Linked DNA regions of Homo sapiens: region 1 is linked to region 2. Evidence: read pairs that join two places in POLR2A ChIA-PET (ENCODE). Cell type or tissue: CD4-positive, alpha-beta T cell. All regions are shown on one strand. Links, peaks and the distances in the headings refer to the core of each region. The heading gives the core; the rest is flanking DNA.

What was found. ChIA-PET counts read pairs that join two places held together with the same protein. Peaks named below come from ENCODE experiments on the same cell type or tissue, not always from the same donor. Only the 100,000 strongest peaks of a DNase experiment are listed, where the experiment ranks them.
Region 1: POLR2A ChIA-PET joins it to region 2 with 9 read pairs; 2 of 35 experiments call an interaction of 5 or more read pairs at or near these places.

What each region holds. Positions count from the first base shown.
Region 1 is chr7:151,322,099-151,331,531 of GRCh38, forward strand. No RefSeq gene overlaps it. Among named protein-coding and RNA genes, the nearest start is that of NUB1, 15 kb to the right of the region's middle. In CD4-positive, alpha-beta T cell, for the core only: no CTCF peak of the experiment used is centred there; no DNase peak of the experiment used is centred there.
Region 2 is chr7:150,353,377-150,362,809 of GRCh38, forward strand. LOC107986858 (a long non-coding RNA gene) reads left to right here. Exons shown (of 3, transcript XR_001745420.3): 3 at 3,923-4,770. REPIN1-AS1 (REPIN1 antisense RNA 1) reads right to left here. Exons shown (of 4, transcript NR_183429.1): 4 at 9,282-9,433. Among named protein-coding and RNA genes, the nearest start is that of REPIN1, 11 kb to the right of the region's middle. In CD4-positive, alpha-beta T cell, for the core only: a CTCF peak has its summit at 3,233 (motif pointing right); DNase peaks (open chromatin) are centred at 3,235, 4,175 and 4,555; H3K27ac peaks cover 529 bases.

The DNA.
Region 1 (9,433 bases), core at 1,886-6,885, 970 kb after region 2:
AACACAAACAAGACTGAAATATGCCCCTTGCTCGCCACATTGTGGGCGAAAAGGAGAGAAGAGCTGCGGACCTTCAGGGAGCCCAGACCTGTGACTCCCTCTTTGGGGCCCTGTGGTTCCTGGCATCTCCAAGCTTCTAGGTGCCACTTCATTCCCCAGTGCCAGCCAGGGAAGCTGCTTACAGGGCCCCTGGTCCAGCTGCAGCTTTGCAGAGAGCCAGTGCCCATGCCAGCGCCTGGAGCTGCCCATCCTGTGGCAGCAGCCAGCATATCTGACTGTGCAGTGTCCGGACCCCATACTCACTCATACACCCCTTGCCGCTCCACACCTGACTTGCAGTCTTCTTGGAGGCATGGGATCCAGGCTGCTGGCATGAGCTGAGTGCAGCCGGTCAGGCCGAGTGGGCAGAAAGAGCCCCGTGGGCTTGAGCAAAACTCAGCCAAAGGTGCCATGAGCCACAGGTTTCCGACCAGAAAAGCGACACCTCAAGGATCCCATACACGATCAAGAGCTTATGGAATGAACCCAGGTGTGAAATGACAAACTGGATTTGACTGTAGACAGAGCAAAAAGAGAGAGAGCAAAACACCAAGAACTGTGCAATGGAAACGTGGTCAGGACTTCAGGGTTGATACATGTAGAGGATGAATAGGGGAACTGGTTCAGTGCAACGCAACTGATAATAGTGGGCCCTGGATACCGGAGAAGTCTGAAGTGCCCTCTGCTTTCTAAGGGACATGTTAATCAGCATATGTTCAGTGGAGTTTCAGTTATTAAGTGTAACTTATCTCCTTTCTTTGAAAATTGCTAGGCCTTGTGTACTGAAGAGGAGGAGGCTTTACTGAGGGAATGACAAGGTGCTCCCTCAAGCAGATCCAATTCTATTTCCAAAATATGTTGTGCAAACTCAATAGAAATGAAAATATTACTAATTATCTAGAAATTTTCCATCCCACACTCACCATTACCTCCCCCAGTCCCTGGCACCACTAATCTACTTTCTGTTTCTATGGATTTGCCTAGCCTGAACATTGCATAAGAATGGAATTATATAAAATGTGGTCTCTTTTGGTTGGCTTCTTCTACTGTTTTAAAGGTTAATTCATGTTGTAATGTGTCAGTACTTCATACCTTTTTATTGCCAAACAATATTCCATTGTATGGAAAAGAATAATGGAGTAATATTCCATTATATGGAATTTCAGTGGAGTAATATTCCATTACATGGAATATTATTGCATTCTATTAATCAGTTAATGAGCATTTGGATAGTTTTCACTTTTTAACTATTATGAATAATGCTGCCGTGAACATTAGTGTATAAGTTTTTGTGTTAGAACATAAGTTTTCAATTCTCTGGGGCATATGACTACGAGTGGAATTGGTGGGTCATATGGTAACTCTAAGTTTAACCTTTGGAAGAAACGCCAAACTGTTTTTCATAGCAGCTGTATCATTTTGTTCTTACCAGCAATGTTTAAGGATTCTGATTTCTCCAAATTTTCACCTACGCCTTTCCTTTTTATTCTGACCATTCTAAGGAGTGCAAAATGTTATTTCATTGTGATTTTGATTCCCAATTTCTTAATGGCTAATGATGTTGAGCATCTTTTTATGTGCTTGTTGGCCATTGTCTTCTATAGAGAAATGTCTATTCAGATCCTTTGAATATTAAAAAAGTTGGGTTGTCTTTTTATTATTTGATCTTCATTTTTATTTTTGAGATGGAGTTTCACTCTTGTCGACCAGGCTGGAGTGCAATGGCACGATCTAAACTCACTGCAACCTCCACTTCCCAGGTTCAAGCAATTCTCCTACTTCAGCCTCCTGAGCAGCTGGGATTACAGGTGCATCCCACCACACCTAGCTAATTTTTGTATTATTAGTAGAGACGGGGTTGCACTATGTTGCCCAGGCTGGTCTCGAACTCCTGACCTCAGGTGATCCACCTGCCTCAGCCTCCCAAAGTGCTGGGATTACAGGCATGAGCCACTGCACCCAGCCTATTTGATCTTTAGAGTTCTTTGTATATTCTGGATCTAAGTCCCTGCTAAGATACATGATTTGCAAATATTTTTTCCCATAGAGCGAATTGTCTTCACATTTTTTTTTGAGACAGGGTCTTGCTCTGTGCCTAGGCTGGAGTGCAGTGGCATAATCATGGCTCACAGCAGCCTCAACCTCCTGGGTTTAAGCAATCCTCCCACTTCAGCCTCCAAGGTAGCTGGGAGTACAGGCATACACCACCACAGCTGGCTAATTTTTGTATTTTTTTGTAGAGATGGGATCTCACTATGTTGCTCAAGCTCGTCTCAAACTCCTGGGCTCAAGTGATCCTCTCACCTCAGCCTCTCAAAGTGTTGGAATCACAGGCATGAGCCACAGCATGCAGCCTGTGTTCTCATTTTCTTGATGATGTCTTTAGAAGCACAAAAGTTTTAAATTTTGATAAAGTCCAACTTGCCTAATTTTTCTTTTGTCATTTGTACTTTTGGTGCCGTAGCTAAGAAACTATTTCCTTACCCAAGATCATGAAGATTTACTCATTTGTTTTCTTCTAAGAGTTTTATAGTTTTAACTCTTTTATTTAGTTCTATAATCCATCTTGAGTTAATTTTTTATATATGATATGAGGTAGGGTTCAACTTCAATCTTTTGCATATGGCTATCCAGGTAGCCCAGAACCATTTGTTGGAAAGATGGTTCTTTCCTTTATTGAACTGTGTTGGCAACTTTGTTGAAAATCAATTGACCATAAATGTGAAGGTTTATTTCAATTCTCTTCCATTTCTCTGTATCCCTATTCTAACACCAGTCTGGTACTGTATTGATTAATGTAGCTTTGCAGTAAATTTTGAACTTGGGAAGTGTCCTTTTTCAAGATTCTTTTGTTCTTTGTTCCTTTACAAGATTGTTCTGACTATTCTGAGTCTGTTGCATTTCCATATGGATTTTAGGATCAGCCTGTCAATTTCTCTGAAAAAGGCAGCTGGTATTTTGATAGAGATTGCATTGCATCTATATGTATTTTCATTCTTCTTACCTCAGCCAAAGCTATGTATAACTGAAATCTCTTACTTAATTCATCTTGCCTACTGTTCCTCTTCTACAAAAAATTTTACAGTTCAGATAAATTGGTTTACTCACATTCCAGCAAATAAAGCTTACATTTTCAATTCAACAACTTCTATTTATTGTCTACCATGTAAGGCACATGAGGTCATTTTGAGGAACAAATTGGAGGATGGAAGGAAGGCAAAGAGATTTTTAAAAAATCCTATTCCCTGGAAATCCAATTCCCTGGAGAAAAGGTTTCCAAATTCCTTTAGAACAAGTCAACTTATTTCAGAGCCAGAGATTATGGGAAAAATTAAACATTGATCATTTTAAGTGTTGGTGAGGATTTGGGGAAATGGAAATTCTTATAACAGTGCAGTTGAAAGTATAATTTAATATACTTTGAATAATTATAAGGTAGAATTAAATCAAAGTTATATGAGGTAATTTTTGTTTTTTAATGAAGTCTTACTCTGTCATCCAGGCTGGTGTGCAGTGGCATGATCTTGGCTCACTGCAAATTCTGTCACCTGGGTTCAAGTGATTCTCCTGCTTCAGCCTCCTGAGTAGCTGGGATTACAGGGATGCACCACCACACCTGGCTAATTTTTGTATTTTTAGTAGAGACGGGGTTTCACCATGTTGGTCAAGCTGGTCTTGAACTCCTGATCTCAAGTGATCTGCCTGCCTCGACCTCCCAAACTGCTGGGATTATGGGCATGAGCCATCACACCCGACAGGAAGTAATTGTTTTTGACTAAGCTCTGCACTAGGCCCCAACAGGACAGACTAAAAATCAATCAAAATGGAGTCACCAAACCAAAAAAATAAAAATTGAGTCACGAAACCCAAACTCAGTTGTTATCTGATCTTCGCAAACCAGCTTAATCTTCAATTGGCATGATAATGTAATTCCCTCTGCCTCAATCTTTATGCAGGAGAAGTAGCCTGAAGTAACCTGATGTTAACTAATCAGCTATTTTCTCTGATCTGTCTCCCTGTCCCTGCCTTATAGGAAAAGTAGCTTTGAAACAACGAATACACTATTTGTTCTTTGCTTCTGCTTTCTGCAGCTCTTCTCTGCCTACAACCTCTTCTCTGCCTATAACATCTTCTGCTCAACTCATTAGAAGATTTATTCTATTTTATGGAATGAAGTGTTGCCTGATTCTAGAATTGCAATAAACCCAATACAATTTTTAAATGTGTTGTAATTTTGTTCTTTGACAGTAGTATGTAGAAAATCTAAAAACTGCATGTCTTGTACTCTAACACTATAGCTTCTATGTATATGAGGGGACTTCAAAAAGTTCCTGGAAAAATGGAATTAAAAGATAAAAATTTTTAAAATAAACTTTATTTCTCAATATCAGCTCCATCAAATTCAAGACACTTTTGTAAGACACTTTTGTAAGCCATTCATTCCATCGTTAAGAACTGAGGGTCCTGGGAATCTAACCATGTCAATGCAGTCTTTTTCACATTATTAAATGAAGAAAGATGGGTGTCCTTTAAAGATCTTAAAGATCTTCCTAAACATTAGGAAACAAAACGAAGTCAGAAGGAGCCAAATCAGTTCTGTAAGGTGAATGCCTAATGATCTCTCACAGAAACTCCACAAAATTGCCCTTGTTTAATAAGAGGAAGGAGCAGGAGCATTGTCGTGGTGAGGAAGGACTCTGGTGAAGGTTTCCTGGGTGCTTTTTTACTAAAGCTTTGGCTAACTTTTTCAAAATACACTCATAATAAAATGATATTGTTCTTTGGCTTTCCAAAAAGTCAACAAGCAAAATGCCTTGAGCATCCAAAAAAACTGTTGCCATGACATTTGCTCTTGACCAGTCTGCTTTTGCTGTGACTGGACCACTTTCACCTCTTGGTAGCCACTGCTTTGATTGTGCTTTGTCTTCAGGATTGTACTGGCAAAGGCATGTTTCATCTCCTGTTACCATCATTCAAAGAAATGCTTCAGAATCTTGATCCTAATTGTTTAAAATTTCCATTGAAAGCTCTGCTCTTGTCTGTAGCTGATCTGGTTGCAATAGTTTTGGCACTGATTGAGTGGAAAGTTTGCTCAACTTTGATTTTTCCATCAGGATTGTGTAAGCTGAATCAATTGAGATGCCCACGGCTGTTGTTTCTGCTGTTATTGTTGGTCCCCTTCAATTAGGGCACAAACAAGATGAACGTTATCCTCATAAATTAAAGTGGATGGTCTGCCACTGCAGGCTTCATCTTCAGTATCATTTGGTACCTTCTTAAAATGAGTTATCCATTTGTAAACTGTTGATTTTCCCATTGTTGCCATAAACTTTTTGTAAAGGTTCAATGATTTCACCATTCTTCCACCCAAGCTTCACTACAAACTTGATGTTTGTTCTTGCTTCAATTTTAGCAGAATTAATGTTGCCCTGATAGGGTCTCTTTTAAAACTGATGTCTTATCCTTCTTAGTGCCTCAAACTAGATCCTGTTCAGATATGTTATAACAAGTTAGTGCAAGTTTATTTTGGTGCAAAAAATTTTTGAAATTTATGTATAGCTTTTTTTGTAATAATACATTGTCCATGAACTTTTTGTAGGCCCCTCATATATACACATTTAGCCAGACAGTGTTTTTCTAACCATAGGTCATGGACTATTAGGCTTTGGACATCCTCCAAGGTGTCTTCTGATGTTAACAAGTGGGTCAGCTAAACAGTCTGACTCACAAGACTGTCATAGCCATATATGGCATTAAATTCACGTAGAAGGATATGGGACAGTGACATGGTCTGAATGTTTGAGTTCTCCCAAAATTCATATGTTGAAGCCTAACCCCCAAGGTGATGATGCTGGGAGGTAGGGCCTTTGGGAGAGACTAGGCAGAGCTCTCATGAATGCGATTAGTGCCCTTATAAAAGAGGCCACAGAGAGACCTCTCACCCCTTCCATCACATGAAGACTCAGAGAGAAGACGCGATCTGTGAATTAGGAAGTGGGCCCTCACCAGACAACAAATCTGCCAATGCCTTGATCTTATACTTCTCAGCTTCCAGAACTGTGATAAATATGTTCCTGTTGTTTATAAATTCCTCAGTTTAAGGTATTTTTGTTATAGCAGCCCAAATTTCCTGAAACAGACCACAGGGCAGTGTGGAGTATTCTTCCACAGTAGCAATCATTACAGCAGTCTATGGAGACATCCACACTGTCCTCCAGGTGTTCTCCTGTATCCTGCACCCCAGGTGATGTGGCACAGGTTCAAGGAAATGAGACTCACATCAGATGGGTTCAAGAGCCGTCCTGACTTGGAAGTCTCATGACCTACACAGGCATAGCTCTTGTAAGAATACCATAGCTTCCTAGTATCTGCGCAGTACATACTTAATTGTAAAAGTTAGTACATGCAGGGACATCTGATGTGTGGAGTCCCCATTAGGTCTCTATAATATACTTATAGTTCCTCCTAGCCCAGGTGCAATTTATCAGCCAGGGGTTATTGAATCATAAACAATGTCCCTTAATAACAAAGCTCACATTCTACCTTCATCAGGTTTCAAAAGGAAAGGTCTAGAAAGTTAAACAATGGTTACATTCTTATGCAGAAGGAGAAAGGGTTGCGTTAACCATTTACTCGCAGACTTGAAATCGGTGGGGTGGTTCTTACTATGGTTAAATGACCCCTCCAAAACTCGTGTTGAAATGCCATTGCCATTGTAACAATATAGAGAGTGGGACTGTTACCAGGTGATTAGGCCACGAGGGCTCTACTCTCATCAATGAGTTAACGTCATTGTTGCGGGAGTGGGTTTGTTATTGCAAGAGTAGGTTGTTATAAGAGTGAGTTCAGCCCACTCCTTCTCTCTCGCACTCACTTGCCCTTCCACCCTCCGTCATGGGACGACACAGCATGAAGGCCCTTGCCAGGTGCCGAGAAGATGCTGGTGGTATTTCTTAGACTTCTTAGGCTCTAGAAACATGAACCAAATCAATCTCTTTTCTCTACAAATTACCCACTCTATGGTATGTTATAAATTATCTAGTCTGTGGTAAACAGACTAAGACAGTTGTCAAGTAGCATTTTTTAAAGAAGATGTAATTGAATAAAAATAATCAGAGTGTACTGCATGTAATAAGGGTAATCACTGTTTTATGGACTTGTAAGTTTTTGTTTCTATTTTTATTTATTTATTGTTTTGAGACAGAGTCTCCTTCTGTTGCCCAGGCTGGAGTGCAGTGGCGTGATCTCGGCTCACTGCAACCTCTGTCTCCTGGGTTCAAGCGGTTCTCCTGCCTCAGCCTCCTGAGTAGCTAGGATTACAGGAGCATGCCACCATGCCTGGCTAATTTTTGTATTTTTAGTAGAGATGGGGTTTCACCATGTTGGCTAGACTGGTCTCAAACTCCTGACCTCAGTGATCTGCCAGCCTTGGCCTCCCAAAGTGCTGGGATTACAGGTGTGATCCACCACACCCAGCCTTCACTTTTTCTAATGGAACAATTTGCATTCATTCTTAATCCTGGGATAGGGAGGGTTATGATGCATGCAGGACATTTGGTATATGATAAAGGTGGCATCTTAAATCAATGGAGAAAAGTTGGTCTATTTGATAAAGAGTGTAGGCTGGGTGCAGTGGCTCATGCTTGTAATCCCAGCACTTTGGGAGGCCAAAGTGGGAAGATGACTTGAGCTTATGAGTTTGAGACCAGTCTGGGCACCATGGTGAAACCCCATCTCTACAAAAAATACAAAAATCAGCTGGGAGTGGTGACTCACACCTGTAATCCCAGCACTTTGGGAGGCTGAGGCGGGTGGATCACTTGAGGTCAGGAGTTTGAAACCAGCCTGGCCAACATGGTGAAACCTCATCTCTACTAAAAATACAAAAATTAGCCAGGCACGGTCAGGCATGCCTGTAGTCCCAGATACTCAGGAGGCTGAAGCACGAGAATCGCTTGAACTCGGAAGGCAGAGGTTGCAGTGAGCCGAGATCACACCACTGCACTCCAGCCTGGGTGACAGAGTGAGACTCCATCTCAAAAAAAAAAAAAAAAAAAAAAAAAAAAGCCAGGTGTGGTGGTATACACCTATAGTCCCAGCTACTCAGGAGGCTGAAATAGAAGGATTGCTTAAGCCCAGCAGGCAGAGGTTGCAGTGAGCTATGATTGTGCCACTGCACTCTTGTCTGGGCAACAGAGTGAGATTCTTTCTCAAAACAACTACAGCAGCAAATAGCAGAGAGACAACTGAATAACTATCTGGGTAAAAGCAAAGTTTGATCCATATCTCACACAGTTCACCAGGATGAATTCCAGATGAATCAAAGATTGTAGTGTAAAAAATGAAACCACTGATAGGGGAGTTAAGAAGACATTATTCAGGCAGATAGTGAGGGTATGGGAGTCCTCAGTAAGGTTTTCCTTTTAATGAAAAACAGCCCTAAAATCATTTTCTTTTCTAACAAAGAGCGGCCTGGAAAATTGAGCTGCAGACATAGACAAGTAAGCTGGAAGCTTGCACAGGTGAATGCTGGCAGTTGTGCCAATAGGGAAAAGGTACCTGGGACTAGGCATGTTCAAAATGACAGTTCCATCTTTCCCTGTCTTTGCCAAACCACGTGTACAGCAAGGAGAAGACAATATGGAGCTGGCCAGGCAAAGACTCCATTTGCATAATAAGATTAGGGTGGGACAACCAGCCTTCCCCGCATGCTATGTAATTGTCACACCTTGTTGAACCAATCTGTGGGCTCTATATAAATCAGACACCACTCCTCAAGCCTGCCTATAAAATCTGGTGTTATACGCCACAGGCTGGTTTTTTCCTTTCAGGAGCCTCTCTTTCTCTCCAGGGAGAGAGAGGGGCTTTTTCTTTCTTTTGCCTGTTAAACCTCTGCTCCTATACTCACTCCTTGTGTGTGTCCGTGTCCTCAATCTTCTTGATGTGAGACGATGAATCCCAGGTATTTACCACAGACAACTATGCCGCTTCACCACAAATATTCTAGAAGAAGAGAAGAAAGACTTTTTTTTTTAACTTAGACAATATCCAGAAGCCGTAAAACAAAACAAAAGATAAATTTTACATTTTGAAAAATCCGTGTTTAAAAATTATAAGCAAAGGCAAAAGACAAATGGCAAAATGGGGGGAAATATTGCCAACTTACATTATAGATAAATCTCTTTAATATGTAAAGAGCTCTTATAATTCAATAAGACAAAAACAAAATAGAAAACTGGGCAAAGACTAAGAAAATATGATTCACTGAAAAGGAAATAGAAATAATTCATAAACATGAAAAATTACTTAACTTCACTCATAAGGAGATAAATATAAATTAAAACTACACCAAGATACTACTTTTTACTTATCAAGCTGGAAAAAATTTGATAAC
Region 2 (9,433 bases), core at 1,993-6,992:
GTTCTGATTCCTGGCCCTTTGATTGGAAGGGGCCTGTCTGTACATTGTCCCATGCTGTTCCTCATCTCAGCAACCGTGGGCTTCCTCAGTTTGCACTCTCCTGCTCCCTAGCTCCAGGATGTATTTCCATGTTATTTCATTGACAGTTTCTCAGTTAGCACTTTCATGTTCTCTAGCTGGAGGATATGTCTTTATGTTATTTCATTGACAATCTCCTTCTCTCCATTTTCTCTTTCTAGAATTCTTTTTTTTTTCTTTTTTGAGAGGGAGTCTTTCTCTGGTGCCCAGGCTGGAGTGCAGTGACGCGATCTTGGCTCACTGAAAGCTCCGCCTCGTGGGTTCAAGTGATTCTTGTGCCTCAGCCTCTCAAGTAGCTGGGATTACAGGCCTGCGCCACCATGCCTGGCTAATTTTTGTATTTTTAGTAGAGATGGGGTTTCACTGTGTTGGCCAGGCTGGTCTCGAACTCCTGACCTCAGGTGATCCACACGTCTCGGCCTCCCAAAGGGCTGGGATTACAGGCGTGAGCCACTGCGCCTGGCCTAGCTCTTTCCGTTTTAGGAGCTTATTCCTAGTTTTAAAATACCATCGTATAAATATAGGATTTCTTTTTTAAAGTTCCATTCATCTCCTTATTTCAGCTGTGGTTTTGGTCTCTCACGTTGGAATCATTCCTAAAAAGCCTGATTGAAAGCTTCATAGGAAGGTGGGGCCCTGTTAATTGGTGGGCTGTGTTGCAGGGTGATCATGCAGCGAGGCTGATTTTTTGTTTATTTAAATGATCCCAAATGTCAGTATTACCTGCATGTCCTTTCTCTGGGCCTGTACAGTCTTTCCAAAAAAGAATCCTCAGAGCTTTTGTCACCACCAGGCTGTTTGTGTTCTGGAGGCCAAGTGGGGTCAGGAGGCTGAGAGCCACCATTTAGCACAGAGACTTTGACTTTACCTCCCCCTATGACCCTTTCGCCCTTACCTGTTCCGTTCCTGCAGAGTACACTCTGGCCTCCTGCAGTGGTGGAGCATTTGAGGGGGCATTCTCCAGTGTCCCCAGCTTCATCCGTCTCTCCTGCACCTTGTGTCTCTTGGTTCAGAGCCTTTTCAGGGTTCAATCAATTCAATTCTCTTACCCCCTGCCGCACCCCACTGCAGGGACTCTGCTCTGCTCAGTCTGTTACCACCATTGCTTCCCCACCATCTTTCTCCTTGTGAATTTATATGTTTTTATTCCTTTGCTATTGTCTTAATGGGGTTTTAGGAGAGTTAAAAGAAAAACTCGGCCAGGCACCATGGCTCGCACTGCAATCCCAACACTGTGGGAGTCCGAGGCCGGAGACCACTCTGGGCGACATAGTGAGACCCCATCTCTACAAATAATTTTTCAGGCTGGGCACGGTGGCTCACACCTGTAATCCCAGCACTTTGGGAGGCCAAGGCGGGCGGATCACGAGGTCAGGAGTTCAAGACCAGCCTGGCCAACATGATGAAACCCTGTCTCTACTAAAAGTAAAAAAAAATTAGCCTGGTGTGGTGGCACGTGCCTCAGGAGGCTGAGGCAGGAGAATCGCTTGAACCCAAGGTGGAGGTTGCAGTGAGCCGAGACCGCACCAGTGCACTCCAGCCTGGGCGACAGAGCGAGACTCTGTCTCAAAACAAATTTTTTTTTTCAAAACTAGCTGAGCGTGGTGGCGCATGCTTGTAGTTGTAGCTACTCAGGAGGCTGAGGTGGGAGGATCACTTAAGGTCGGGAGATTGAGGCTGCAGTGAGCTGTGATTACACCACTGCACTTCAGCCTGGGCAGCAAAGCGAAACCCCATCTCAAAAAAAAAAAAAAAAAGAAAAAAAAAAGAAAAGAAAAGAAGGGAAGCCTTAGATAAATTAAATTTAACAGAGCTAACTGAGCAAAGAACAATTTGTGAATCCAGTGGCCCCTGAACCAGAAGAATAGGTTCAGAGAGACTGGAGCTGCCATGTGGCCAAAGAAGATTTATGGACAGAAAAAGGAAAGTGACAGAAAGAAAACAGAAGTGAGGCACAGAAGCAGCCAGATTGGTTGCAGCTTCGAGTTTGCCTCATGTGAACCTGGTTTGAACAGTTGGTTGCCTTTGATTGGCTGAAACTTGGTGTTTGGCACAAGAGTAGGTTATCGTTTGTTTACACATCCAGTTAGCTCACTGTTCACTAGGGAGGAGAAACCTTTAGGCCGAACTTAAAACACATAAGGAGGCAGCTTTGGGCTAAACTTAATGATTTTCCCTCTTTAGTCAACGTCTCAAAACTTTAGGCATCAATGTCACCCTGTCATCATCATAAATGTACTTATTTGGTCCCAAATCCTACTGGGAAATAGTAGAACAGTGGGTTTTCTAAGGTGGGTAAAGGTGAGAGTATAGGGGACCTCCTTGTGCTGGAATCTCCTGTTTACAATAGAAAAACAAAACCTGGTCTGTCTTAGGAACTATCTGCTTCCTTGAAGTTTCAGTTTGATTATGTCACATTTATCATGAATGACTCCATTTTGATGTGGTCTGTTGAGGCCTAGTGCACAAGCTGAGTCCACCATGGCAAATGCGACAGGAGTGGGTGGGGATAAACATATGTATCTAATCCACCATGTTTAACTAGAATCTATGAGTTACTTAGAAAGACAAATTACTACATTTATGTATATATATACATGCACACACACAATTTTTGGGGAGAGGACATAATTTAGCCCATAACTATATCCTTCCCAAATTCATATGTTCAAACCCAGCTATGGTCTGTGTCCTCTAAAGTTCATGTGTTGGAAATTTAATTTCCAATGCAACTGCGTTGGGAGTTAGGGCCTAATGGGAGGTGTTTAGGTCATAAGGACTCTGCCCTGATGAATGGATGAACACTGCTATAAACAGGGCTTGTGGCTCACACCTATAATCCCAGCACTTTGGGAGGCCAAGGCGGGAGTATTACTTGAAACCAGGAGTTCGAGACCAGTCTCAGCAACATAGTTAAGACCTCCATCTCTGAAAAAAAAAAAGCTTAGCTGGGCATAGTGGTGCATGCTACTTGGGAGGCTGAGGCAGGAGGATCCCAGCCCATGAGTTGGAGGCTACAGTGAGCTATGAGTGCACCACTGCAACCCAGCCTATGATTGCACCACTGTACCCCAGGGCAAGGCAAGTGAGACCCTGTCTCAAAAAAAAAAACAACAAAAACAAAACAACCAACAAAAAAACTACCACTAGATGGAGATGCCGAGCACAACCCATGTCCGTTGCTCTTTAAACTTAGGGGGTTCTATAGTTTTTCAAGTAACAATGCTGTGGAATTATTTTTCTTACCTACTTCCATCATCCCGTGTTGATTTGTGGTTTCATCCTCAGAACTTCTTGGCTGGTACTGAGTTATCAGGATTGATTCGCATTAGTGTCACTAAAGTTGGTATACAATCTTCCACTGCTAAATTTGACTGCCTTTAAAAAATATTAAAAAGTAAAAAGAACTTCTAATTTCATTCTAACCAGAAATCATGCCAATTTGTTGCACTGGTTTTATATGCCATGTGCCTATTTGTTAGAACCGTAAACCAGCTCAGGTCATAGAAAATGAGTGGAATCTTAGCCAGTGGAAGGCACTTAGGGTAGTTTAGATGCTGTGAAATTAAATGTTTTTCAAGTGTTCTTTTTAATATTAATTTCAATGTATTTTGAATATATCAATAATATATTGTATATTATCATATTACACATAATATAGTATATTTAATAATATACTAAGATTTAGTATATTAAAATTTAATTTAGTATATTATTTATAGAATGTAGTAATTTAATAGAACATTATGTAGTAAACATGTGACATTGTTTTAATTGCTAATAATTTCCAAAGATAAACCTTCTTAAATCCCGTTAAGAGGATATTCTCTTCTCCTGTTTTAAGAAAGTGAAGGCAACCCAGTTAGGAGGCATCTGGGACTTTCCTGGCCAACTCTGAAGACATCAAGTTGAACCATGACCCGGATTCGGTCTTGGAAGCAGATGAGAGGGTAAAGAGTTGAAGCCAGGTCTACACTCTGATTCCTCCAAGTCACCGAGTGGTTTCATGTGAAAGGGGTCTGGGCAGGAGTGAGCCGAGGTTAGCGGTGGTATTTCAGTGATTTGGCAAATGTGCACAGATGGCTCATAAACCGCCCCCCCACATGCCACCGACAGGAAACTACCACTTGACAACACGCCTGCTTCTGCCGCATCACAGACTTAGCAGAGTCTGTTCAGAATCTCCTTGCATTTCCAAATGAAGCTTGGATGTTAGCAGATGTTAAACCCAAGAACAGGTACACCTGGGCTCTAAATTCATCTTCTGACTGAAGTTGAAGATAAAACCTGATACCAGTTTGGAGTAGAAAGAGACACAGTATTGTAATCATAAATGACATTTGACCTTAAAACAGTAACACAGCAAATTTCTAATTAAAGTGGAGCATGTCCTGTCTTGACTGAGGCACCAAGACGATTTGTTGCAGATTGTTGCTGGCAGTGTGCAGTCCCCAAGACCAAATCACCAAGAGGCACAGTGGTAAGAGTGGTCAGCAAGGAGCGGAGCGCCTTCCTCCCACCAGCAGGTGACTCACCACATCGTGTCCTCCTTGGCGTAAGAGGCGCCCTAAAGGTTTCTCCGTTCCAGTTATCCTAACTGGAATACTGTTCCTGAAAAAAGCGTATATTTAAGGCCCTGCTAGCTATAAGCAATCCTTCAAGGAAGAGAATTATAAACAACCTTTCTTCCAAGTTTTTGTTCTTTGCCTCACTTATATGCCGATTTAAATCGTTCTCTAAGAAAAGGTGGTATTTCCTCTCACTGCAGGTTCTACCAGACTCTCATCACCTGCTTGCCAAGCAGCAGCCAAGGGAAAACAGTTTGAAATTTACTGCTAACAATTGGTTCACATACATACCGGGTACGGGGGACTCTTGCCTGTAGTCCCAGCTACTCAGGAGGCTGAGGCTGGAGGAATGCTTGAGTCCAGGAGTTCAAGTCCAGCCCAGGTAACATTGTGAGACGCTGTCTCTTAAAAAAAAAAAAAAAAAAAATTGGTTCACCCTGCTGTATAATGCATTGGCAATTCAGTGTGGTCTAATCAAATTAGCTTAACCATGGGATTGCGCTTAGATTTGCTCATTCATTTTAACCATAAACACTTACTGAATGTGTACCATGGGACAGACACCTTTCTAGAGACTGGCTATATTGTGGTGAAAATACACCATGGGACAGACACCTTTCTAGAGACTGGCTATATTGTGGTGAAAATACAGGCCAAATCCCTGCCTTCGTGTGGCTTCTATTGTGGTGGGAACTAGACAAAAACTGTCCAAGTGAATAAATGAATCAGTAATTTCAGGTAGGTGAGAATGCTATGAACAATATAGCTGAGTAGGGGCTAGAAGGTGATGGGGTAGGCGAAGGGGCTTCGTAGGCTCAAAAAAGGGCCCCAAAGAGCCCCAAAGATATCCAGGTCCTAATCTCTGGAACCTGTGAATTATGACCCTGCATGGCAAAAGGCACTTTGCACATGTGATTAAGCTAAGAATTTTGAGGTGTGGATATTACGGTGGGGAAATACAATTAAAAACAAAATGTCCTGTTGACCCAGAAAACCTCTCCACAAGAATAGAAGAGATATAAAGGCTTTATTCTTGAATAACCATTAAACCAGAGTGAGATGCACATTACAGGAAACCCACTAAGAGACGGCAAAGACAAAAAGAAACTTCACTCTTTTATACAGCCACCCACCACACACACACACGCAACCCACCACACACACAATCCACCATACACACATACCACACACACACCCCACCACACACAAACCCACCACACACACAACCCACCACACATACCACACACACAAATCCACCATACACACATACCACACACACACACCCCACCACACACAAACCCACCACACACACAGAATCCACTATACACACACAAAATCCACTACACACACACAGTCCACCACGCACACAACCCACCATACACACACACCACACACACACAAAATCCACCACACACACAACCCACCACACACACAAAATCCACCCCACCACACACACACAATCCGCCAAACACACACACAATCCACCATACACACACAACCCACCACACACACACCACACACACAATCTACCATACACACATACCACACACACACACCCCACCACATACAAACCCACCACACACACAGAATCCACTACACACACACAGTCCACCACGCACACAACCCACCATACACACACACCACACACACACAAAATCCACCACACACACACAACCCACCACACACACACAATCCACCACACACACACAACCCACCACACACACACAAAATCCACCACACACACACAACCCACCACACAATCCACCACACACACACAATCCACCATACACACGCAATCCATCACACACACACAACCCACCACACACACAATCCACCATACACACACACCACACACACACAACCCACCACACACACAACCCACCACACACACACAAAATCCACCACACACACAATCCACCACACACAACCCATCACACACACAACCCACCACACACAAACCCACCACAAACACACAGAATCCACCACACACACACAACCCACCACACACAAACCCATCACACACACACACCACACACAATCCACCACACACACAAACACCACACACAATCCATCACACACACAAACACCACACTCACAACCCACCACACACACACAAACACACACACAACCCACCACACACACTCCACACACACACAACCCACCACACACACAACCCACTACACACAAACACCACACACACACACAGCCCACCACACACACAAACACCACACACACACAAAAATAAGTGACTCATCCTCAGTGAGCAGACTGGACAATGCCATTTGTCACACTTAGTTCATTCTAAATTCACTTGGTAATTGGGATAACCACTTGTGTTTGCTAATTGCCTTTATCCAAAGGAAAAATAAACTCATATCTTATGATAGAGTATAAGATTACAATTTAGAGCCAAAGTTAGGAGACTAACCCTCTCCCTCCCATGGAGACTGGGAGATAGGGACACTGTCTTCCTTGATGTTTACATTTCATATACATACACACACACATACACATATATGTGTATGTATACATTTCAGAGACAGGGTCATATTCTGTTGCTTAGGCTAGAGTGTAGTGACATAGTTATGGCTCTCTGTAACCTCAAACTCCTGGGCTTAAGCGATCCTCCCACCTAAGTCTCCTGAGTAGCTGGGATTATAGGGGTGCACCACCATGCCTAGTTACTTTTTTTATTTTTATTTTTTGTAGAGACGAAGTCTCACTGTGTTGCCCAGGCTGGTCTTGACCTCCTGGCTTTAAGCAATCCTCCCATCTCAGCCTCTCAAAGTACTGGGATTATTGATGTTTGCATTTCAAAGAGCTAGCTCTCAGGTCCTTGGAGAAAAACAGTTCTGAGTTGTAAAGCTGCCAAATGGTTTTTTCTTCGCTTTTAAAAATATTTATGTAATCTCTGCCCAGTGTGGTGGCTCACGCCTATAATCCCAGCACTTTGGGAGGTCAAGGCAGGAGGATCACTTGAAGCCAGGAGTTTGAGACCATCCTAGGCAACATAACGAGACCTTGTGTCTACAAAAATTTTTTAAAAAATTAGGCAGGTGTGGTGGTGCATGCTTGTAGTCCCAGCCACTCGGGAGGCTGAAGCAGAAGAACCACTTGAACCCAGGAGTTTGAGGCTGCAGTGAGCATCACTGTACTCCCGTATGGGTGACAGAGTAAGACTCTGCCTCTAAAAAATAATAAAAATATAAAATAAAATAAAATAAAATAAAAGATTTGCATATATCTCACATGGGCAGAGGAAAATTCACAATCACAAGCTTTCTAATGCAAATGTGCTGAGAAAAGGGGGTGTTGGTGAGGAGCATCTCTGCCTTTTTTCACCAGGGAGAAAGAAAACTTATTTTTATTCTTTTTGATTTGTATTTGCTTTTACAATTCTCCTGGCTATCTGGGTAATTACATGTGTCTTTGTGTTGGCGGGGGTACAGGGGGAGATTCAGCTGCAGCACAGGCCGGCAAAGTGACAAGTGTAGCAAGATGCTGCGCTGAGGGCTTGGGAGACAGAGGGAGGGGCCTCGAGCCCAAGAATGCCTGGGAAGCAGCTCTTCCAGCCAGAAAAGGCAAGGAAGGATTCTCCCCTAGAGACTTTGGAGGGAGTGGGGCCCTGCCGACACCTTGACTTTGGCCCAGTGAAACATTCTGGGCTTCTGACTTCCAGCCGTGTAAGATAATAAATGCCAGTTATTTCAGGCCGAGCTGGTGGTCATTTGTTAGAGCAGTCCTAGGAATCTCATCTAGGTGTGAAGCTATTTTAGAGGGGTTTGTTGGGAAGCGTGTTTTGAGGCGAGGAGACTTCAGCCAAAATCTGAATACAGTGAAGAACGGAAGTCCATGCGGACCTGGAGGAGGATCGTCTAGGCAACTCCAAAGGCCCTAAGGTGGAAATGAGTGGCGGCTGCTGGGGCAGTGTCTGGCAGGCGCATGGAGGTCTGCAGGAACCCTGCAGGCCATGGCCGCGGGTTGGATGTCAGTCCAAATGTTAGCAGGAGGCGTCGGAGTTCCCTAGCAAGGGAGCTGCTTGATCTGATTCATGTTTAAAGGGCCAAGCTGGTTAAGTGGAGACAGGACTTTATGGGGCCAGAGCGGAGGCAGGAGGAGTGGCTGGCCACTGCTGCAGAGTCCTGGTGAGGGAGACTATGGTGCAGGGGTGGGGGATAAGGGTGGGAAGCAGGCCTCACCGTTATGGGGCACACGCATGTACCAGTTTCCTCTGCAGGAAATCTGAGCCATCTACCTGATACTCATTTTACCAGCTGGATTCTTTTTTCTTTTAGCAAGAGACTCTGGGAACTAGATATGCGGCAGGAAAGCATCTTGTGTGGTGGAATTTGGGGACTGACATTTGATCTCAGCCCAGGGCTACTCTTACAGCGTGCGTCCCTGTCGTGCATTATACATGTTTTCATGCACTTAAAGATATTTTTAGAACTGCAGAAGTAGAAGCACTTTGATCTTTTCCTGAATAATTTTCACATGACTTAGCAGGCCTCCTTCCACCTGAGATGGGAAACCTTGGAAAGTGAGGGGGCCTTCTTCAGTGTGTGCCACTGTAGGGGTTTTTCCTCAGCCCCCCTAGATTTGTGGTTGGAACGGACTCCTGTTACAAAAGACAGATTAACAAGAGAAAAACCAGTGGAAGTTTATTAACATGTGTATTTCACATCTGCCTGGGAGACACGCAGGAATTGAGTAGTTCTCAAAGTGGTAGCTTTGAATTCCAGCTTGTATAGCATCTTCAACAAAGAAAAGCCAAGTTTTAGGGAAGC